Regions from separate parts of the Homo sapiens genome. Here regions 2, 3 and 4 are each linked to region 1. Evidence: chromatin contacts called from ENCODE Hi-C or POLR2A ChIA-PET data. All regions are on one chromosome and are shown on one strand. The core of a region is the stretch at or near the end of the contact, and the rest is flanking DNA. Distances in the headings are between cores, read along the strand shown. Region 1 overlaps BCL11B (BCL11 transcription factor B). Region 2 holds the start of LINC02325 (long intergenic non-protein coding RNA 2325). Region 3 has its middle 66 kb from the start of LINC02291. Region 4 has its middle 16 kb from the start of LINC01550.

Region 1 (3,374 bases), core at 490-2,989:
TGCAGAGAAGGGGGAGAAATAAAATCCTTCAGATTGGTCAGCCTGCTTTTCAAACAGGAGTCTACAAACGCATTTTAGATTTGGGGTTTTAAAAAGACAGATCCCTTCTGAAATTTGGCCAGAAATGATTTGAAACAAAATGATCACAGACTTGATGAAAAAGAGGTGCTATCAAACCCTCTTCATGGTCTGGACCAGAACTTCTGTTGGCAGTGGGGTTCGTTAGTGTGTGTGTTTGGCTGTTGGTTTCTCTATTTAGTTGCATGTATTCTTATTATCTTAGATTTGGCTTTAATCATTTATTTCATTTTTTTAGAAGGGAAACTTTTTTTTCTTTCTCCAGAAAAAAGAGGTAAGAGGATTGGGAGGAGGGTCTCTCCTCTGCAGCCGGAATCCGAGTTCTCCGGCATGTTGTACCAAGTTGATGGCTATTATTCCCCCAGAAAATAATGTCCCCTTTTTTTTTTAAACTTCCTTTTAACATTCTGCCCTTGGCATCTGTTCTAGGCATTGTGGACGAACGTAGACTGTGTTCTGACAATGGGTTAAAGCAAGCACTTATTGAAAAGCATTCTCTACTTAATTACATTTCCTTCTTCTGGAAGCTATTTTAATTTTTTTTATAATCACATGTTAATTGTGTATTAGCGGGGCCTTTCTGATTAGTTGAAAACATAATGAAACCTTTGTAAACAACATAGGGAGAAAGAAAGAGGAGTGTGCGAACAGACAGTGGTGATGAGCCAGTTGTAAGAGGCCGAAATCACTACGTTTCTTGATGCCAGGGAGGGGCTGAAATTGTACCTGGAAGGCCCCTTTTGAATGACGACTACTTGGTGGCAGTGGCTGACCACGGTGGCTGATCAGTGACAGAGAGGGGTTTGGGGATTTGTTCATGAGCGGTCCCATCTCATCTTAGCCCCTCTTAGCCCCATCCTGCTGTCTTGCACTCACTTATTCACTCATTCATTCATTCACTTATTCACTTATTCACTAATTTACTCATTCATTCATTCACTCTTTTATCCATTCATTCACTCATTCATTCATTCATTCATTCATTCACTCATTTACATTTTGATCATTAAATAGCATTCTCTATTGAGCACTGACCAGAGGCAGGACTCTTCCATGCACGCTCTGGAATCTTTCCACATCCTCAATACAGGTGTCACTCGCATTTATGGATAAGGAACTTGGAGCTCAGAGTTGAGCTCACTCATTCATGTTCAGCCAAGGCTAGGAAGCAGGAGAATCAGATCTTTCTGGCCCACAGCCCCAGCCCCAGTGTGGTTCCCAAGTTGCCATGTCCCTTCCCATCCAAACTTCAGCCGGTCTGGTACACCTGGTACCTGGCAGGACAGCAGGAGGGTAGAGGAGGCAGCGGGGCTGGGCCTGGGTGTGTGTGGCGAGGACGAGGTGAAAGGTAGCGCGCTGTGGTCTCCAGAACGTGCCGGCATTGTTTTATTTTCTGCCTTCTAACGAGAGCCACGTTTCTTGATTGAAAGCACCAGCCCCAGTTTACAGTCCCTATTGTGGCGAGCGGGGCCCCGAAAGCCCTGCTCTGTTCCCCATTTAAAGGGCTGGGCTTACAGGGGTTTTGCAGTTCCCAGGCTGTTATTAGGGAAGCGTGGCTGGGGCGCTTAAAATGAAAGTGCTACTGTATGCGAGAGCCAGGTTCACCGTGTGCGCTCCAAGGAAACGCTGCCAAGACAGTATTATGAACAGCCGCCAAGCAAAACACACGCATTCCGTCCAGTGGAGCCAGCACTGCTGCAAATAGAGGAAAAATTGACTTTCTGATTTGGAGTGTTTCTACAACTAAGAAGAATCACTCCAGTGATTGTTCTAAAAATATTCCGGAGCTAGCACGTTCTTGAAGGCCTCGGGATTCTGAGCGTCCCTTAATTGTACTTTTTATGTAATCTCTCTGGATCGTGTTTTTTAAAAAAATCACTTAAGCTTGCGTGGTCATCCTCCTCCCCCCGTCACCCCACATAAGTGTTGATGCTGCGTGAAAGAGTGGCATACGCAGCAGAAATTGTATTTTTATCTCTTTGACTTCAGGAAGTATATATTTGTTTTTCATCTCCTGCAGCCGCTGTTGCAGGGCTCACAGCTGAGCCACCAAATCTAGGGCAGCCCCTGACATCCCTGCCTTAGTGGCCAAGCCCAGCTCTGGAGGGAAGTCACTCGGAGCATTTTTTTTTTTTTGGTGGAGGGCTGCGGGCAGGGGGGTGCTGACAAATGCAGTCCCCCTGCCCCCTCTGCCATTTCAGGCTGCCTTCCCCCTTCACGAGGCTCGGAGCTCCCTAGGAGCCCCAGATTCTCAGCTCCAGGCAACTCTGGAATTCAAATGATTTCTACAATGATGAAATTGACTGGGATTCCACAGTTTCTTTATTGCCAGAGAAGTAGATGGTGTGGGCCCCTCCTCTTCTCTCTGTCTTTTCAATTCTCTCCACCTCTTTCTCCCTTTCCCACTCTCTTCCTGACTCCCCACTTTCTCTTTCAGTCTATTTTTTTTTTTTTAGATTTAGGTGCGGTCCCCACAAGGAAGCCAGTGTTTAAGTTGACGGGTGTGGCCCAGGGCTGCCCACTTTTGGGACAGTTGCTATGTGGACTGGCTCATCCTTTGTTGGGGAGATGTCCTGTGCATCGTAGATGTGCAGTGGCATCCCTGGCCTCTCCCCACTAGATGCCAGTAGCACCCCAAAGCCCAAGCCCCTTCAGTCTTGACAATCACAAATATCTCCAAATATTGCCGCAGGTTTCCTGGAGGGGCAAAACAACCCTCAGTTGAGAACCACTGTCCTAGGCTGTTTTTTTCTAACTGACAACAACCTGGAAAAGGCCTGGGGGAATATTAGTATCTATTTTGAGGTTCAAGAATAACCAATAATAAAAGAGTGGAATCAAAGGCCTTCCTTGAAAATTGGGACTGAATTCCCATTGTTAGATTTTACCCCCAAAGCATATTTTAAAAAGAAGTAACAGGATGACCCTAATTTGAGGGTGACCCCCCCCGTGTGGCCGAAGCGGGCGGTGGGAGTGGAGGTGGTGAGCTGTCTGTCACAGTCGCACCTGTAGGAGTTGGAATGGCCAGGTAGGTCAGACATCTGTACCTTCAAACAGTCGAGCAGTTTTTCTCTGAAATATTTGCCATGCCGAGCTTTAGAACAATTCTTCTTTCTAGAATTAGCTTACTGATAGCCTTATTGGTGAATGGATGCTTTTGAGAAATTTGCCAGTGGTTTTGGCAGTGTGTGTTGGAACTTTCTCAGTTTTACTGCCCTTCCTCCCTCCTTTCCTTCCTTCCTCTTCCCTCCTTCCCTTAGAGATTTTTTTCCCCATTGTTAGGAATGGGACTTCAC
Region 2 (3,374 bases), core at 456-2,955, 1.7 Mb after region 1:
TGGTAAGAATAAGATAAAGTGTAAGGTCTTTCACCTCCAAGGCACTTGGACATTATATCTTTAGACTCTTTGTTATATTGACTGCATTACTCCCAAATGCTTTTTAGAGGAGGGGGGACATTTAGAAAAGTGAATTTCTTATGATCAAATCAATATGTTGTGGTTTATGACAATTTTATACATTTATGGCTAAGAACCTATCTGCAATCACTTCCTAGACAAAAGTTAATCATCTTAGAATTTAAAAAAACATAGTTTATTTTTTACACAATTTCTGGGATTGGATTTCCCAACATGCAGCCCAAACACCTGCTCAGAGCACAGGTAAAACAGAAGTCTCACCTCAAAGTCAGCAATTTTTAGAAAAACTTGACATACAAAAAACACATAAGAGCTGTTATGTTGGACATTCTTGCTGTAATGGCTATATATATATATGTAATTATTATTATACACATACACACTCACGTTTTTCTTTTGAGTCAGGGTCTCGCCCTGTCATTCAGGCTAGAGTGCAGTGGTGCCATCACTGCTCACTGCAGCCTCAACCTCCTAGGTTCGAGTGATCTTCCCCACCTCAACCTCCAAAGTAGCTGGGGCCACAGGCACATGCCAACATGCCTAGCTAATTTTTTTTATTTCTTATTTTTGTAAAGATGGGGTCTTGTCACGTTGCTCATGTGGGTCTCAGACTCCTGGGCTCAAGCGATCCTCCTGTCTCAGCCTCCCAAAGTGCTGAAAACTACAGGCGTGAACCACTAAACCTGGCCTGTTATATATTAATTTTAATTTAAAATACCCATGAAAAGGGGAGTAGGTTATTTTCAGTACTTAAGGTCCGAATATCGTGGGCTGCTGGGCTGGGGCTCACGACCCATCCGCAAATAACACAGAGGCAGACACAGAGAAAATCAGACATTGAGGCTTTCCTCACCTGCCTCTGTCTCCCTCCATCTCTGCAACTCTGCAATGCCCCAAGCAGGAGTCTGCTTTTTTGTATAATGGGCAACCCAATCTTGGCAGGAAACCAAAAGTCAATTTCCAGGAAAGGCAGAAAAGAGGGCTATAAAAACTAGAGGACCTCTGTGGCCTTGTGGTCACCTCTCCTCTCTTGCAAAGACACAGCTGTCACCAGAACCCCACGTCTCCACCAGCACAATGCCTCTCAAGATGCTGTAAGCGCCTAGGGAAAGCCAGCCTGCTAAAGGACGCACATGTGCGCACACACACAAACTTCAGGATGGCCATCAATTCAGTTCCTCCTTTACCAAACACTGTGACATGCCTTTCCCCTCTTCTCTCTCTCTCTCTAACCAGCCTTTCTCCCCCACCTCTCCCCCTTCACAACGCCCAGTTTTATTAGTATTATTATTCTCTTAAGTGGCACATGTAGTACCACTTCCTGCTCCATGAGGCCCCGCCGAAAGCGACGGAAGCGCGCCCTCCTCGCCGTGACATCTGTCTTGGCGGCAGCCTCCTCAGGCGGTTCTCTTGGCAGCCTCCACGCTGCCACCAGGCCTGTCGGGTGGCTGTACGGCTGACGGGCTGTCACCGCCGCCTCCTCTTGCGGGCTGCCATTTTCTTTTGATTTACCTTTGATTCGGAGGCATTTGCATGCTTTCATCACTTGGTGGACAAAGTCCTCGGCAAGTCTCCCATGGCTGCTTTCTGTGTAGGCAGCCAGGAAAGGGGCGGATCCCTCTGTGACTTTGCTTTGAGGTGTAAATGGAGGCCCGGCTGGCCTATGTCACGGGGAGCCCGGAAGCGGGTGTAGACTGTCACTTCCCAGCTCCCCGGGAGACGCTATGTAGTTGCTCCTCGCTTTGGCTAGGGAGCTGCTTCGCCAGTGACAAGTGTCCCCCGTGTCAATTAGTTTATTAATCACCCAGCTAGACAACTTGGTAATGTGGTAATTTCAGGGTTAGGCTGCACCGAGTTCTTCCTTTTCTGGCTGGGCATAAGAGCTCGTTAAAGGACTTCCCCTGCTCTCCAGAAAACTCTTTCTCTGCCTTTGTGCATATCCCAGTGAAGCCATTCAAAACTGCAACTCCTCTTCCCCGGCGTGCGGACAGGAGGGAGGACAGGGTTAAATTGCTAATCGAGGTTTCGTGAGGTCTGCCAGAGCCGAGTCTCCAACACTTACATCTGTTCAACAATTATTACAGCATTTTTGTCATAAAAAATTCAACACCCTGAGTGTCGTGCTAGCAAAACCTGAAAATTTATGCAGTGAATAGAATAGCTAATTTCTCTGAGGAAATGCAGGAGGAAAATTACAGATTTTACTTAAATTCCAAACACCAGAGTGCACACATCTGACGCCCTCTTTGGATTTTTTGTCAACCACCGGACCGAAGACGCCTTCCCGTCCACCAGGAAGCGGGGAAGACCCTGGACACATGCTCTGACCTTGGAAGAAGCCGTACTGTGAAACTCCAGACTGATCTATGCACCCACCCAGAGTGTCTCTAAAAGACCTCTCTCCCAATTAAATCCATGCGTGGTACAGAGTCAGACTTCGATTCCGGAGCGAGGTTAGCGTGATTGGTTTGCGTTTTTCCCACTCCCTTCTTCCAATTTGCCCCCCACGCCTTTAAAACAGCTCCTTGGAGAAAACAGAGGGGATGGAGAAGAGCCCCGACAGCATCGAGAGTCTTAAATCTCCTTAATTCATTCTAATGCTGTTTGATGCTTGCAACGGCAGCATTGGAGTTTGCCTCTCTGCTCCATAAAGGTCTGGAATATGGATTTTATGCTAAAACTAAAGCTGTCTAGTTAGGATGCCAGCAGAGTGGAACAATATGCTACAGGCGATCCTCAACTATTCTCCAGGGCCGGAGCCTGACTTCCCGACTGGGTGTTTGTTACCTTAATCATCATTGCAGCGGGATGAACAGGAATTTCTTGCACTGCCACCACAGTGGCACAATTAACGTTATCCGAATTTTCAGAGATTCTACTGCAGAGAGAGGATACTTGCTCCCCTCTGTTAGTGACTGCTCCAGGGTCCCTGTTTATTTTCCCTAGAATGAGGTGGTCAAAGGAACCAGCTGCCCTCTGCCCACTTACTCTGTCTCATGACAGCTCAGCATGGTAAATATTTTCTCTGTAGGGTCTCACATCTCCTGACCATCTCACCTCAGGGCTGGGGAGCACAGCCACACGCCAAGAGCAGAATCCATCACTGGCATTTATGTCTTAATAAAAGCGTGTGCCATTTTCAGATAAAGTAAACACTGCAGCCATTTCCTCTTGCCAGTAGAGGTTTTTCTCTCTTTCCTTCTGAGTCATACCCTTCTAGAAGGTGCAATGTGCCTTCAGAAGAACCCAAGGAGGCTGTGATTCAGAGGTTCCAGAAACAGACACAGCTCTCC
Region 3 (3,374 bases), core at 360-2,859, 1.6 Mb after region 1:
TCAAGATTGGGAAGCAATTTCAAGGACAAGGGACTTGCCCAAAATGATGAGGCTGGTCAGTGGCAGCTGGGGTTGTCCATTTATTCATGCATTTGCTTGAACTCAGAGGTCCCCAGATGACACTCCCTCACTGGGTGTCATGCTGTCTTCCAATGGGCCACTGTCATGTCCTTTAAAATGCTGGTACCTTGTCATTCCTTCTTCATAGAATGACCTTTCTTTTGTTTTTTTTGTTTTTTTTTTTTTTTTTTTACATGCTTTATTCTCTTTGGTCATTGCTAAAATGTCACCTCTACAGAGACATCTTCACTGACCATATTTTCTGTAGTAGATCTTCTCCTCACTTTCTCTCCCTGTGTTACATTTCTCTACATCACCTTTCAACTTGTCTGTTACTTGTTGCTTTAAACTTGTTTGTTACTCATTGTCTCCATCTCATATTGGCATGTAAGCTCCACTGCAGGCAGGATCTTTATATAAAGCAGGGATTCAATTAATATTTGACCAATGAAGGTTGGAGGTTTGGATGGGTGGATAGATGGCTTCATGTTGTGGAGTCACAAGAATTGCAAGAGCCAATTCGACTTATGAAAGGCCCTTAAAAATACAGTCTTTTATTTAGTTTTGTTTGATTTACTTTTGTTTCCCCATAAAAATTCTGCAAATCAGAAACTTAAAAAAAATTATCTGTGTCTAGGAGGGTAGCTTGAGGTCTCCAGCCATGTATCTTGCCAAGTGTCTCCAAGATGCTGCCCCTTCCAGGCCTTGAGGATTTGCTCTGGCCTCTGTGTATGGGCAGGGGAATATGACTTCGCTCGTAATAGCAAGGGCTAGTGAATGTGATCTGGAGCCAGGAATAAAATTCGTAGTAAGACTCTGGAACAAGAATAGTGAGCATGAGGTGAGAGGAATGCTCCTCAAAAAGCCTGTGGTGTGGCAGGTTTTGCAGAAAGAGAGAATGAAAGACAACAGGGGATGGCTAGCCAATGAGATGGCACAGGCTTCATCTCTTCTCTGTTTTGGCTAAAATCCTCATATCTATATACTGACATGTAAATCACCATAAAATGTTGGAGAGTCTTCTTTTGTGGCAAAATAATTGCAGCAGATATCAGAAGACCTATATTCTGATCCCACGTCTGCCTTGAGAAGTCATGCCTACTTTCTGTGCCTCAATTTCCTTATCTGTAAAATGGCCTTATTTCTAAAATCCTTGCCCCATCTGAGTCAGAAGGTTGGGGAGCTGATGAGCTAATTTTCTAATTACTTTGCTTAGTTGTGAAGTCGTACACAAATGAGCAGTCTCACTTATCCATCATAAAATCTTACTAAATGGTGTCTTGCTTTGTTTGGTTCAGAAAGAAATGTTTATCCTGATCGTGCATTCTGAGAGTTCACAGGAATTTTAAATCTAATTTGATTTGTCTGATTTTGACTTTCCCTCGACTTCCTATTTCAAAAGTGAAACTAAAGGAGGATCTATTTCTCTTTGGTTTCAGGTTCTAACAGTGGGGCTTTTTTTTTTTTTTTTTTTTTTTTTTTTTTTTTTTTTTTGCATTCTGATTGCAAGCACTGCCTAACAAAGCCATATTTAAACGCAGGGAAATGTCACTTACATGTTACAAAGCTCACAGAAGCAAGTCTGTCTCTGCTGAATCTTTGAAGATGCTGCTTAATAAAACCGAGAGATCTTTCTGTCCAACAAAACCTCTGTGCATATTTTTGATGAAAGGGGTAAAAAGGGAAAAAAGAGCAAGGTGATCACAACAATGGTTTTTCATTACAGTTAGATACCTCCAAGGTTTAGCGTGGCAAAGCCTATCAGAAAAGATTGGGTATTAATTATGAAGGTACACTTCAATTTATCAGCAAAGGATATCAAACAGGCCAAACGCCACAGTCTCTCATATAATTTATCTCTTCCTTGTAGGGAGGCAGATAGCAACGATTTGCAAATTGCCTCCTCTGCAAAAAGAAGGGAGAAAAACATACACACACAACACACAATTAAAAGCAGATAAGCATCAGGCAATGTGTCACATTTTCAGCAGAAAGCCAAAAGTGGAGGTCTTAATCTCTGGGGTTGGTTTGCTGCAAATGCACTCCCTGATACTTCCCTTGACGTGACTATTTAACTCCTATTAAAATTAATAGGGGTCAGGCCTGATCATCAAGGGAGAAAGGGCCTCCTGGCGCAGATAGGCTTCAAGTAATAAGGATTTGGTGATTACTATATTATTTGTCCGTTCATTTTCAGATTATCTTGTAAGTGTGTGCTCCTTGTGCTCTTTGGTCCAATTATGAAGAATAACATGTCGCATAGAATCTATTTTTATTAAAGCAAACTTCTTTTCTTAAGAAGCATATAATTTGAGAGGGCATATTGGCAGGATCCTAATGCAGAGAGCTCAAAACTTTTTCCCCCAAATAAATACTGTCACTTTTTCTAAACTAGGTGTACTTTTATGAATCAACTGGGACCTCTGACCCAAAGATTGGGACAGCATCAATCCATAGAGAAATCCCACTCAAACATGACTTGGGTAATAGGAGAGTGTAATTTTTCTGAAAAAAAAAAAAAAAAAAGTGATCTGAACTTAGAGTCAAATGATAAGCAAAAATCTAAAATATCAGTGCTTAACAAAATTATCTGGACTCAGTTTACTCTTCTGTTAAATGGGGAGAATAAAAACACAGGCCTCAAGATCATTACAAAGACCATGAAGAGTGATGTGAGCTTGTACAAGGTGCACCAGTCACCTAACACCAGACTCTCATCTCTGCACTGAGGTGATTCAGGAAGAACAAAAGAGTCAACATCTATTTGCAATTTTTCTAAGTACTGCAGACTCCGAATCTTGCCAATTAAAGAAATTAGAACAACAACAATAATAAACATAGTAACATCAGCAGCATAATTTTATACAAGAAAGGACATTTTAAAGGCACAGGGACAAAAGCATTTCTTTGAAACAAAGAAAGTTATTGTCATGAAAATCATGCTGCATCTCTTATTTTTCTCATTTCACTGCAGACTGGTGAAAACAACCTCTCAAACCACCTCTGTTCTACAGGTAGGCATTTAGAAGCCTCTGAAATGGACCATCAGGACAGCCACAGATAAGTTCAGTAGCTCACAGAGAAAGTGATGATTAAGCAAGAAGAAGGCAGTTGAGCTTTTTCTTACTTTCTCATCTGCAGATCAAAATGCCATAATATACATACACCTAAACAAGGGTACTTCTGTCTCAATTTTTTGTCAACCTTTACTCTCCTTTTCCACACATGTCATTGGATCAAGCTTGCTACTTTTACTGCTTGAATCATCCTTCATAAATTTTGGTTTGATTAAAGCTTTTTGGTTTCAAAGTCTA
Region 4 (3,374 bases), core at 311-2,810, 1.2 Mb after region 1:
GATGGGCTGAATGTCTGGGTAGCTTCAGAATGCCTTAGAGGTGTACTCCTGCTTCCTGGTGGAGGACAGTGACTTAACAAAGCTCCCACTGAGATTTCTGATGCTGCAATAACAACCTGTCTGGTGTTTTGATATTTTTCCCCATTTCCTCTTTTTGGAAAATGTGAAGAAAATGACAGGGAGCTGTCTCTATGAATGCTCAAGAGCCCAAACCAACCGGAGTATAAGAAAGAGGTGGAAGAAATAAACTACGTTTGAAATGTGCTTCTGTTTCAACCTAAGTAAGATGAAAGGCAGCCTGCAAAGTTTTTAATTGAGAAGGCAGGAGGTACCACAGAACAGAGGTCATCTACCTGGTGATGTAGTCATTCATATCAATTGAGCAAATCAAATCTGTTATGCATACGCACAATTCAGAGTTCCAATATCTTTTCCTAGAATAACAAGCAAAGTGCCCTTAACTATTTGCCACAAGCCAGTGAATTGACTCACAGGTGTAGGCTCCCATCTTGGCTCTGTGGCTTGTTGTGAATGTGACCTTCAATGTCATACCCAACATATGAGGGCCAGTGTGAATGTTGAGTCTGACTTCTAGCTCTGGAGTGGTGGTGCGGGTTGGAGATGATGCATGCAGATACTTTTAAGAGACTATCATCATCTGGTCCAAACTATTATTTTGTAGGTGTTGATGCAGACCATTCATCAAGAAGGGAAGGGGCTCCTCTATGATCTCACAGCACCTCTTATGCTGGCCTTGGGACCACCAAAGTAGAAGTCTTTTGGCTGTGACATCTGTGACATGTGGCCCACCTCAAGGTCTGCCTCTTGTCATTAAAAGCCCTTGTCCATATTTCCTCAAAGTCAGTTACACACTAGATACAGGGACCATGTAAAGACAGTGCTCAGCGTCCTATGCCCTCCAGGACAGAGTGACCAACACACTATGCTATGGAGCACTGGAACTGTGGCCAGCCTGAATTGAGATATGCTGTGGGTGGAAAACAAACTCAAGTTCTCATACTCAGTATACCATAAAAAAGTAAAATGTCTCATTGATAATTTTGTGTGGTTTGCTGATTGAAATAATATTTTGAATGAATTGGGTTAAGTCAAATACATCATTAAACTTCATTTCACCTGTTTAATTTTACATTTTTTTAAAATGTGGCTAACAGAACATTTAAAATTACACAGGAGTCTCTCACTATGTTTTACTAGGCAGCGTCATAGTGGCTCAGAATTTTTTTTTTCTTTCTTACTCTACTATCAGGAAATGTACTCCATTTCTTCTTCTGCAACAGAGCCTGTGCTTGCCATCTCATTTTTACTGTGTGCACAGTTTCCTGTAGTAACAGTGGTAACGGTTCTCATAATGATGAAGGTTGTTTGTAAAACCCCACATCCTCGATGGCCTCTTCTTTACAAAATGTTCCCACAGAGATTCTTGCTTCACCATGTCTTTGCCTGCATGGCCAAGATGACTTGGCCCCACACAGGAGTTTCTGCCGGGCATGTCACCATCCCTAGGTCTAATTCAGTGGGGTGAATGGTCACATTCTCAGCCTCCTGCTCCCTCTGATCCTTCTAAAGAAGGAAGTGCCTGCCTCTCTCTCTCACCTTTCACCTGAGGTGATGTAGACACTGTTGATTCAAGGAGGTATTATTTCTTCCTGTTCTGTTCCCTCCAACCGTCCCCACACCACTTTCTTCTTTGTGACTCACTAAACCCATATAACCGACTGGGGTCCTATTTAACTTATGTGCATATTAATTTGGCAAACATTCATTCTGCATCTCCTAAACACCTGATACTGAGCTAGTGGCTAGGGATGGAAAGAAGAGCTTGAACATCGCCTTTGGTTGGCCTCAAGGAATCATAGACAAGTTGATAAAACACAGTATTACAATATATAGAGGCATCAGCTGAGGTCACAAAGTAGGTTGCCTAACACATCTGATGATGAAAGAGAAGACTCTCTAAAGATGTGTTCAGTTGAGTGGAAAGGATGACTATAGCTCAGCTAGGGCTTACTGTATTATTAGTATCATTATTGTTATTTTTGCTATCATCATCATTTTTTAAAGTTAACTGCAAAGGAATGGACTTAAGGAAGAGCATGTAAAATTTAGGGAATTAGAAACACAAGAGATGGAGAATGAGGAAGCTGCTCCTGAAGGCCCCAAAATCCGAGTTTAGGGATTCACATTTCATCGTAAACTCAGTGAGAAGTCCCACGTGGTACTCATAAAGATGCATGAAACAGTCAGCCCAGCATTAGGAATCCATCACTTTGGTAGCCATGGGGTAAGGAATAGAATTGTTCTTACCCTATGTGTGGAGAGAAGATCAGCCATGTGTCCAAAGAGTCCAACTGTTTTGTCTTAGAAGACACAGGCACAAGGTATTTGCAATTGTGTCTGCCTTCCTGTCATCTGAAGAAGGCCCCTCCTGGGGGTCCAGTGTTTGTCTGTGATATTATTTCCCACAGTCCCACCAAGCATAAAGGATTACATCGATGCTTCCTCTCATTGATGATGAGGGCAAAGGTGCTGGGTCCAGCAGGCACCTTGGGGAACTGGAGCAGATTTGGGGATCTGTCCTTCCTGGCCCCAGAGAGACTGGTTTGGTTCAGGGACCCCTGGGGCCCCATTTGAAAAGTGGCTTTTCTCATTTCCCTTTGATCAGGCAGTTCATGGCATATTTGGAAGGACAAGGAGTGATTTGTCTTCCACATGTGTTTTCATTTATTCCTCAAAGGCAGAGCTAAAGCATTAAGCAAGAATACAATAAAGTCCAGTGGGCAGACAAGCTTCAAACAGTCTCAAAGGGTATGTCTAAGATAAGCTCATTTGTTTATAATCCATGTATTTTTTAATAGTTTATGAAAAATACAGGTGGTAAACTTACATCTGGGTGAATAAGGGTAGAAGTAAAATACAATAATGCCAGGCATAAGGTCAATTCTGAAAAAGTTTCCATAAATTCCTGTGTAATTCACCAATGGGAGCCATTATTTAGGCAGGAGCTTCCTAGTAGCCAGTAAAATAACGAACAGTGTTTCATAGGTAATGGGTAAAAGAACACTTACTTCTGATACATAGAGCTAAGGGAAATCACACTGGTAGTTCTTCACAAAGGGCACATTTTCTAATTAAGTAAATAATGTTTTTAGTAATATTCTGACTGCCATTGACTATGGGTTTCAGAAGGTTATTTAAAATGATGCAAATTGACTTGATTTTCATAGCATTCCTTGACAGCCTCTGATGTACAAGGGTGGTAAACTGCAATAATGTGTTCAAATATTTTGCCGCCCTTCTCTGGATGATGCTACACCACTGCCTGTTGCTATGGGGTGTGTGGTGCAACATCC

Evidence for each region. Hi-C counts contacts between places; a loop is a spot of excess contacts on that map. ChIA-PET counts read pairs that join two places held with the same protein, here RNA polymerase II (POLR2A). Pooled maps may share reads with other maps.
Region 2: a map of CD8-positive, alpha-beta T cell shows a loop between it and region 1 (6-fold over the local background). The contact joins the promoter of LINC02325 here to the enhancer-like site in region 1. A Hi-C loop is called at or near these places in 2 of 168 maps with a recorded cell type or tissue (CD8-positive, alpha-beta T cell and naive thymus-derived CD4-positive, alpha-beta T cell) and 6 of 50 pooled maps.
Region 3: a pooled map shows a loop between it and region 1 (2.5-fold over the local background). The contact joins two enhancer-like sites. A Hi-C loop is called at or near these places in 3 of 50 pooled maps. POLR2A ChIA-PET finds 5 or more read pairs at or near these places in 2 of 52 experiments (activated T-cell and activated naive CD4-positive, alpha-beta T cell).
Region 4: a loop to region 1 is called in a pooled map, with 2.9 times the contacts of the local background. The contact joins two enhancer-like sites. A Hi-C loop is called at or near these places in 1 of 168 maps with a recorded cell type or tissue (CD4-positive, alpha-beta T cell) and 4 of 50 pooled maps. POLR2A ChIA-PET finds 5 or more read pairs at or near these places in 1 of 52 experiments (activated naive CD4-positive, alpha-beta T cell).

The regions. Positions count from the first base shown.
Region 1 is chr14:99,190,561-99,193,934 of GRCh38, reverse strand. All of the region lies in intron 3 of BCL11B (BCL11 transcription factor B), which reads left to right. Among named protein-coding and RNA genes, the nearest start is that of BCL11B, 80 kb to the left of the region's middle. RefSeq lists an enhancer at 1,444-2,005. Within about 2 kb of position 1,739, at least 15 of the 41 ENCODE cell types and tissues checked have a DNase peak (open chromatin) inside an H3K27ac peak, as active enhancers do; they include CD4-positive, alpha-beta T cell and CD8-positive, alpha-beta T cell, where a contact is called at or near this core.
Region 2 is chr14:97,457,147-97,460,520 of GRCh38, reverse strand. It overlaps LINC02325 (long intergenic non-protein coding RNA 2325), which reads right to left and starts at 1,705. Exons shown (of 5, transcript NR_110166.1): 1 at 1,594-1,705.
Region 3 is chr14:97,618,891-97,622,264 of GRCh38, reverse strand. No RefSeq gene overlaps it. Among named protein-coding and RNA genes, the nearest start is that of LINC02291, 66 kb to the left of the region's middle. Within about 2 kb of position 1,609, at least 3 of the 41 ENCODE cell types and tissues checked have a DNase peak (open chromatin) inside an H3K27ac peak, as active enhancers do.
Region 4 is chr14:97,992,402-97,995,775 of GRCh38, reverse strand. No RefSeq gene overlaps it. Among named protein-coding and RNA genes, the nearest start is that of LINC01550, 16 kb to the right of the region's middle. Within about 2 kb of position 1,560, at least 3 of the 41 ENCODE cell types and tissues checked have a DNase peak (open chromatin) inside an H3K27ac peak, as active enhancers do; they include CD4-positive, alpha-beta T cell, where a contact is called at or near this core.